Regions from separate parts of the Mus musculus genome. Here region 1 is linked to region 2. Evidence: chromatin loops called from intact Hi-C (ENCODE). Cell type or tissue: left cerebral cortex. All regions are shown on one strand.

The links. A loop is a pair of places that touch in the nucleus more often than their neighbours do. Peaks named below come from ENCODE experiments on the same cell type or tissue, not always from the same donor. Only the 100,000 strongest peaks of a DNase experiment are listed, where the experiment ranks them.
Region 1: a loop joins it to region 2, with 2.2 times the contacts of the local background. A loop is called at or near these places in 23 of 42 quality-filtered maps.

What each region holds. Positions count from the first base shown.
Region 1 is chr5:142,576,712-142,580,711 of GRCm38, forward strand. It overlaps Mmd2 (monocyte to macrophage differentiation-associated 2), which reads right to left. Exons shown (of 7, transcript NM_175217.6): 2 at 3,470-3,551. Among named protein-coding and RNA genes, the nearest start is that of Radil, 28 kb to the left of the region's middle. In left cerebral cortex, a CTCF peak has its summit at 1,670 (motif pointing right); a DNase peak (open chromatin) is centred at 235.
Region 2 is chr5:142,697,854-142,701,853 of GRCm38, forward strand. It overlaps a transcript of Slc29a4 not described here. Among named protein-coding and RNA genes, the nearest start is that of Slc29a4, 2.2 kb to the right of the region's middle. In left cerebral cortex, no CTCF peak of the experiment used is centred here; DNase peaks (open chromatin) are centred at 94, 1,596 and 3,464; H3K4me3 peaks cover 167 bases.

The sequences.
Region 1 (4,000 bases), 120 kb before region 2:
GAAAAATATCCATAGACAGGAAATTACAATCACAAAATAAAACTTGCACATAGTGGACTGGAGGACTAGCTCATGGGAAAGGCACTTGCCACACAACTGTGAAGACCTGAGTCCAGATCCCGAGAACCCCACATAGTGCCAGACAAGGTTGTTGGAGCCAGGGCAATCCAAGGCTTTCCCTGAGTCCCTGATGGGTGGAGAAGGAACATAGTTCTTTGTCTAAAAGCATGAACATGCTTGACAGAGCCAGTAATGGCCTGGGGCCAGAATCTTGGGGGAGGTGCAACTCCAGATCCCGGGAACCCAACTCTTTCCTACTAAGGGCTGTGCTTATCAGTCCCAAGGCCACTGTGTCTGTGACACACGTGAGATACGCTGTGTCCCTTTTGTGCAACATTGCTTGATTAGCTTTCTGCTGACTTCATCCCATTGTGTGATAGATTTCTGCTGACTCTGTCTCATTTGCCCCTGCAAATAGTATCTAGGACGATGCACGCCTTAAATCCTAGCACTCGGGAGGCAGAGGCATGAGGATCTGTGAGGCTAGCCTGGTCTACACAGTGAGTTCCAGGGCAGCCAGGACTGCACAGAGAAACATTGTCTCTGGAAAGAAACAACAACAAAAGCAACAACAAAAACCCAAAAAAGAAGGCCGGGCGTGGTGATGCATGCCTTTAATCCTAGCACTCGGGAGGCAGAGAGGCAGGTGGATTTCTGAGTTCGAGGCCAGCCTGGTCTACAAAGTGAATTCCAGGACAGCCAGGGCTCAACAGAGAAAATCTGTCTCAAAAAAAAAAAAAAAAAAAAAAGAGAGAGAGAAGAAAAAAAAAAGGATGCTATGCTTATGGTATGAGTCACGAGTGCTTGCAGATCTCCTGATATCAGTGTTCAGTCTTCTTTATTTCCCCATTCCTGTTCTGTCTCCTCAACACCTCTATTTAGGACCCTTATTCCTGTGGTTTAGGTGACATGGCAGCACATGTCTATAATCCTGCGGCTTCTACATTATCCCAACATTTCCACATTGAGAAGAAAGAATACACAAATTCTCATGGACCAGCCAGCCTGGGTTACACCAGTGAAACAGACCAGCAAGGTGGACGGTAAGAAATGACACCTGCAACTGTCCCCGCTCTCAACACACAGGTGCTCACACTCTTGCATACAAACACACACACACAAGATTTTTTTAAGTTGTACATGCTAATGTGGTACCATGAAATTTCTGTTTGAAAATGGCTCTCTCAGCAGACGAGTCTCAAACTCTAACTATCTCCTGTCTCAGCCTCCCAAAGGCTAGAGTCACAGGCCTGTGTCAACACACCTGGCTCTATGCAGATTTTCTCTTCCTCCTCTTCTACCTCCTCCTCCTCCTCTTCCTCTTCCTCCTCCTCCTTCTCCTTCTCCTCCTCCTTCTTCCTTTCTTCTTCTTCTTCACAACCAACACATCATCATCAATTAAGTACTTTTTTTTTTTTTGGTTTTTCGAGACAGGGTTTCTCTGTAGTCTTGGCTGTCCTGGAACTCACTTTGTAGACCAGGCTGGCCTCGAACTCAGAAATCCGCCTGTCTCTGCCTCCCAAGTGCTAGGATTAAAGCGTGCGCCACCACCGCCCGGCAAGTACTTATTTTTTAACTATGTTAAGAGGTGGTGCATGTGAGTGCAGGTACCAATGGACGCCAGAAGAGGGCAGTAGAGTCCCCTGAAGATGGCGCTACAGGTTGTTGTGAGCTGTCAGCTATGGATGCTGAGAACCAAACTCAGGTCAAAGACAGCTATCGTCTTAAACATTTATCATTGCTTTAGGATGAAAAGTCCAAAAGTCCTTCTAGGTTTATTTTCTGGTTTGCAGTGCTGGGAATGGTGCCCAAGGCCTCCCTCTCACTGTTGTTCAAGGCTCTACCAACTGAACTATGTCTCCAGTCTTCTTTCAAGGTTTATGGAATGTACAGTCCCATAGTTGTGTTGACAGAGGGCTTGTGTGTCATTCCCAAATGACATCCCCAGCAGCACATAAAGCAGGCAGAGTAGTATACACCTGCAATCCCAGCACTCAGGAGGTGTGGACTAAACTCAAGCTCATCCTTGGCTGCATAGTGAAAGGGGTTGGATAGGCAGGGTGGATCGGGGTGGCAAGTGTTCCCGGGAGGGGGACGGCATGTGTAAAGGCATGAAGTTTCCATGGGGACACCACATGCAAAGGCATGAAGTCATGGGAATGGCAAGCAGCAGAGGAAGTCAGGGGCTCTGGACAAGAGTGTGGCAGTGTGGCTGTGTGAGCGGAGAGCTGGGGCCTGCCAGAGACAAGCCAGAGCGGGTACATGTTCTGCTGGGTACTAGGAAGCCACTGGGGGTTTGTTGAGTGAGAGGCGTACTCAGTTCCATAGTCCGTAGTGCTTTCCTTAGATCCTTGTCATCCTATGGGGCCCTGAGAGCAGGTCACACCGGAGGGGACAGGAAGGACCGGAAAGACAGCTCCATCAGTAAAGCATGAGGACCTGAATTCACATTCCCAGCACCCGTGTCAAAAGACGAGCCACTTGGTGTGTTTTTGGAAGCCCAGCATTGGGACGCAGATACAGGCAGATCCCTGGGGTCAGCAGGTGAGTGTGACAGAGAATCCTACAAAATAAGGTGGAGTGGGCCGAAGTTTTTATGGAAGTCTGACCCCTGAGTTTGAGCCCTGAGCCCCACAGTGCACATGGAGAACTGACCCCTGAGAGCTGCCTCCAACTCCATACAGGCGCCCACACACAAAAATATAAATAAAGAGCCAAAGAGACGACTGTTTTCTCTTCCTTCCTTCCTTCCTTCCTTCCTTCCTTCCTTCCTTCCTTCCTTCCTTCCTCCTTCTCCTCCTCCTCCTCCTCCTCCTCCTCCTCCTCCTCCTCCTCTTCCTCCTCCTTCCTTGAGACAGGATCTTTTTATGTGGCTCTGGCTGTCCTGGAGCTCACTCTCTAAGCCAGAATGGCAACAGACACACAAAGATTCTCCTACCTCTGCCTCCCAAGTGCTGAAACTAAAGATGTGCACCATAGGCCAGGCGGTGGTGGCCCCCTCCTTTAATCACCACCACACTCCAGTGGCAGAAGCAGGTGGATCTCTGAGTTCAAGGCCAACCTGGGCTACACAGTGAAACCCTGTCTTGGAGGAGGAGGAGGAGGAGGAGGAGGAGGAGGAGGAGGAGGAGGAGGAGGAGGAGGAGGAGGAGACCATCACAACCATAACCATCACATCCAGCCTTCAGTGCTCTTTTAGAAAACCTGGGTTCCATCCCAGCACCCACATTGAGCGGCTTACAACTGCCTGTAACTCCAGCTCCAGGGCACCTGACCTCCTCTTCTGACTGCCATGGGCACCTGCTTATACACACACAGAGACAACATATACACAACGGATTGAGGAAGAGTGCCTTCCTTGCCCCCACCCTGAAGGGTCCCCATGTCAGCACCCCACAAGTTAACTCACAGCATGGGTGGCACAGTTTGCTGCGTGTTCATACTCAGTGGGCTGGTACCTCTTGTGCGCCGGGACTCGGTCATTCATAAACCTGCAATGAGAGGCAGGGTTTTAGAAAGCCTGGCCGAGAGAGCCAGAGTCCAGCTTCTCACCCATGCAGATTCGCTCCTCTCCTTCCTTCCTGCCCCCTTTCCAAGTATTATTTTTAATTGCATGTGTGTGCTTGCATGGTGCATGCATTGGTGCTTGCCTCTGTGTGTACACACATAGGCCAGTAGGTGACATTGCATGCCTGTCTCAATCACACTCCTCCCTTATTTTCAGACAGGGTCTCTCACTGAACCCAAAGCTTGCTAACCAGGCTGGCTGGCTAGCCAGTGGGCCTTAGAAATCTACCTGTCTCTGCCTCCGGCAGTTCCTCGCTGCAAGTTTTGGTGGTACAGGCACCAGCCTTTTACATCGGTTCTGGAATGTGAACTCAGGTTCCCATGTGTGCACAGCACGCACTCAACCTAGTGAACCAACTCCTTGGTCTTAAGT
Region 2 (4,000 bases):
CACACACACACACACGGGGTGGGAAGCTGTAGAGATGGCTCTGTTGTTAAGATACTTGTTCTTGCAGAGGTCCCTGGGCTCAATCCCAGCACACACATGGTGAGTCACAACTGTAATTTCAGTTCCAGGGGACACAATGCTCCTTTCTGACCAGCTTGGGCAGTAGGTAGACACAGATGTACATCTAAATGTGCAGACAAAGCACAAGCATAAAATTAAAAAATATATATGTATTCTTTAGAGAGACCCCTGTCACTTGCAGTGTAGCATATCCCTGTTTTCCAAAATGCCCTCAGCTCTTGTTGCTATAGTTAGATTTTTCTGCTATTATTCAAAGATGGACTGTTGTTTTCTTAGGGTAACCTTCATGGAGTTGAAGCATCTTTTTCTCCCTGTGCTTTTAAGAACTCGGGTTCCTCCACTTTTAAAACTTTCATAGGATCTCCTTATGACTTAAAGCCCAGTGTGTGGGAGCAGAGAAATAAGAATTCTTTATTATACTAGTCTCTCTAGACTCCAGATCTTATTCTACGTAAGTTTCTTTGTGTGTGTGTGTCCATGCATGTGTGTCCGTGTGTGTGTTTGTGCGCATGTGTGCATGTGTATGTGTGTGCACGTGCATGTGTGCATATATGTGTGCATGTCTGTGTGCATGCATGTATGTGTATGTGCATGTGCATTTGTGTGTCTGTGCATGTGTGTGTCCATGTGTGTGTCCATGTGTGTGTGTCCATGTGTATGTGTTTGTGCACATGTGTGCATGTGTGTGCACGTGCATATGTGTGTCTGTGTGTGTGCATGTATGTGTGTGTGTCTGTGCATGTGTCCACCGTGCACGTGTATGTGTGTGTGAGTCTGTGTGTGTAGTGTGTCACTGAGACATCTTGTCAGTCCCACCATATTTATTGAGACAGAATCTCTCACTGAACCTAGAGCTAGTTGACATGGCTAGAATGGCAGAGAGTTAGCCACAGGGTCTCTCTCTCTCCTCTCTCCTCTCTCCTCTCTCCTCTCTCCTCTCTCCTCTCTCCTCTCTCCTCTCTCCTCTCTCCTCTCTCCTTTCTCCTCCTCTCTCCTTTCTCCTCCTCTCTCCTCTCTCCTCTCTCCTCTCTCCTCTCTCCTCTCTCCTCTCTCCTCTCTCCTCTCTCCTCTCTCCTCTCTCCTCTCTCCTCTCTCCTCTCTCCTCTCTCCTCTCTCCTCTCTCCTCTCTCCTCTCTCCTCTCTCCTCTCTCCTCTCTCCTCTCTCCTCTCTCCTGTCCCCTCTCTCCTGTCCCCTCTCTCCTGTCCCCTCTCCTCCCCTCTCCCCTCCCCCCCCCCCCTCTCTCTCTCTCTCTCTCTCTCTCTCTCATCTCTTCCTCCCAGTGCTGGGATTACAGGCACATGTCACCATTTTTAATGTGGGCTCTAGGGATTTTTTAACTTGAGTCCTCATGCTTGCCCAGCAAGTATGTTATTAATTGAGCCATCTCCCCAGCCTCCTAGTTCTTTCTCTTCTGATGGCAGGTTTCTGCTCATTTGTCATTTCCCAGAAAGCCACTTTACCCTGCTCCTCTGGTTTTTCTAGACTGAGAGAGTGGAAGTCATCTTCTGGATTCTGTCCCACTTCCTATTTCTGTGTCACTTCACACTTTCATACTTCTGGCTTTCCATATTATTCTAAATCCTTTCTAACCATGTACATATCTTGGGGGCTTAAGATTTCGCTGGAGAGCTTACACATGATTGCACTGATTTTCCTGGGTTTTTCAATATAGCGTTCTTATTGTTCCCTGCTGGGAGGCATGTGACATCCGCACCTTCTTGTGCTCCTCAGCCACCTGCAGTGCTTGCTATTGCCACCAACATCTTAGCATGTAAAGCCTTTCTATATTTAGAACTAATTCTTTGGGTTAGATTTTCTGGACCAACAGGGTGTTTTTGTTGTTTTTTTTTTTTTTTTTAAGGTCAGTGTACATTCCAGAAGAGTTGTCCCAATTGACATTTGAACCAGGAAGGGGTTTGTTTATTTACTTATTCAATTTGCACTTCTGGGGATGGTACCAAGACCCTCTTGCTAGGCAGGGGCTCTACCACTGAGCCACACCCCAGCCCCTCACTGGGGGATTCTAGGCAGATGCCATACTACTGATCCAAACTCACAGCTCTCTTTTTACCTTTCATTTTACAATAGCATCACTCTAACCTGCTCAGGCTGGCCTTCAACTCACCCTATAACTAGACTAACCTCAACTTTTGATCCTCCTGCTTCATCCTCTCATGAAGAAGAAGACATTAAAATGGGATCTAGTCTTGTCCCCTTCATTGACAAAATATATCCCCAACTACTTCCTGTCCCTGCCTGATTTCATGTCTTGACTCCATCTCTCTCTCTCTCTCTCTCCCTCTCTCTCTCTCTCTCTCTCTCTCTCCCACTCTCTCTCCTTCACTCTTTCCTTCTCTCCTTTCCTTCCTCCTTTAGTTCCATGGTGGGGTAGGAGTAAGGGCAGGGTCTCTGTAGCCCAGGCTGGCCTCAACCTGCCTGCACTTTCCAAGTGCTGGGATAACAGACATGAGGCACCACACGTAGTTTAAATAGTACTGAGCTACAATCATACCCCCAGAGCTGTAGACTATGCAAAGCCTTGGGGGCTTGCACATTGACATTGTTATAACTCACTGGAGCCTCCAACAGGTCACCTCTGTGGCTTACAGAGTTGTGAAAGAAGGTCAGGGGGCACACACTGTTCCCTGGTATGTATGGTAATACACACCTGTCATTCCAACACTCTAGAGGCTGAGGCACAAGAACCCTGAATCCTAGACCAACCTGAACTACGGTAAGAAGAGACCATTAAAAAAAAACAGACACTTCTAGGAACTTTGCTCTGTGAGAGAGAGGCTAGCAAGATGACAAGAAAGCCCCCAGGCATGGGTAGAACCAAGCAGGCTTCCACGAAGAAGTGGGAATGCAGGCAAGAGGAGGGGTATCCAGACAAATGCATCTCTCTGTGCCTCGGTCCTGAAGACTCCTGGCCCCCATTAACAGGTCCCAGTTTGTAAGGACTTAGGGTACTGTTCCCACTTAATTCCTGGTCTTATCTTTATGGCCCCCATGGGGCATGTGGCCAGGACCAGGGTCAGAATAGGCCCTACTGAAGCAATCAGTGCCAGCCCCAGATTGTCGCAGATCACCTAGAGCTCCAGGAGACTAAGCCTGGCAAGAATCGTGAAGGGACTGAGAAGTGAGGACGGCCAGCTAAGACACCAAACCTTCCTGTATGCTAGACTGTCAGATACTGTAACCTGAGAGTGGAGAGAAGTGGGCAAAGACAAGTGGAGTGTGAATGGGTAGAGGCAGCGCTTATGCTGAAAGCCACGGTCCAGCATAGGATGAGTCCACGCCGTCGGGGAGTGGTAGTGTGGGGGAAACAAGCATGGGAGTGGGAGGCGGGGCAGAGAGGCAGGGCTGGTGTGAAGGCTGTGGGAGGGGCCATGGGGGCGTGGCACAGGGAAGTGATGGGGCGGAGCTAGCAGGTAGTGAATAAGAAGTCATGTATGAGGGCTAGAGGTGAGGCCAGGTAGGTGGGACGAAGTGGGCCCAGAGGAGGAGAGTGGAGCATGTGGGAATAATGGGGGTGGAACTAGGCAAATGAAGTAGGAGCAGGGGAAGAGGGGGATGGAAGAAGGGCCCAGCACGCATCAAGGGAAGCGGGGAAGGAATAGGGGTGAAGAAAGAATAGAGGTGAGGCTAGGGCCAGCGGAGAGGAAGGCAGGGAAAGGGGGCAGGCTCTGTGGTCTGGGTTGGGGCTGGCTAAGGGCACAGAAGGAACGAGGGTGAAGACAGCAAAGAGGCTTGGGGGCATTAGAGTGGGCAGTTCAGAGGCGGAGCCAGAGGCGGGGTCATATAGAGTGAGTGGAGCATAGGTAAAGAAAATGGGGCGGGGAATATGGTAAAGACTGGGTAGGGCCAGGGGCGGAGAGCGCAGGTAGAGATTGGGCGGAGTGTATAGGAGAGAAAGAG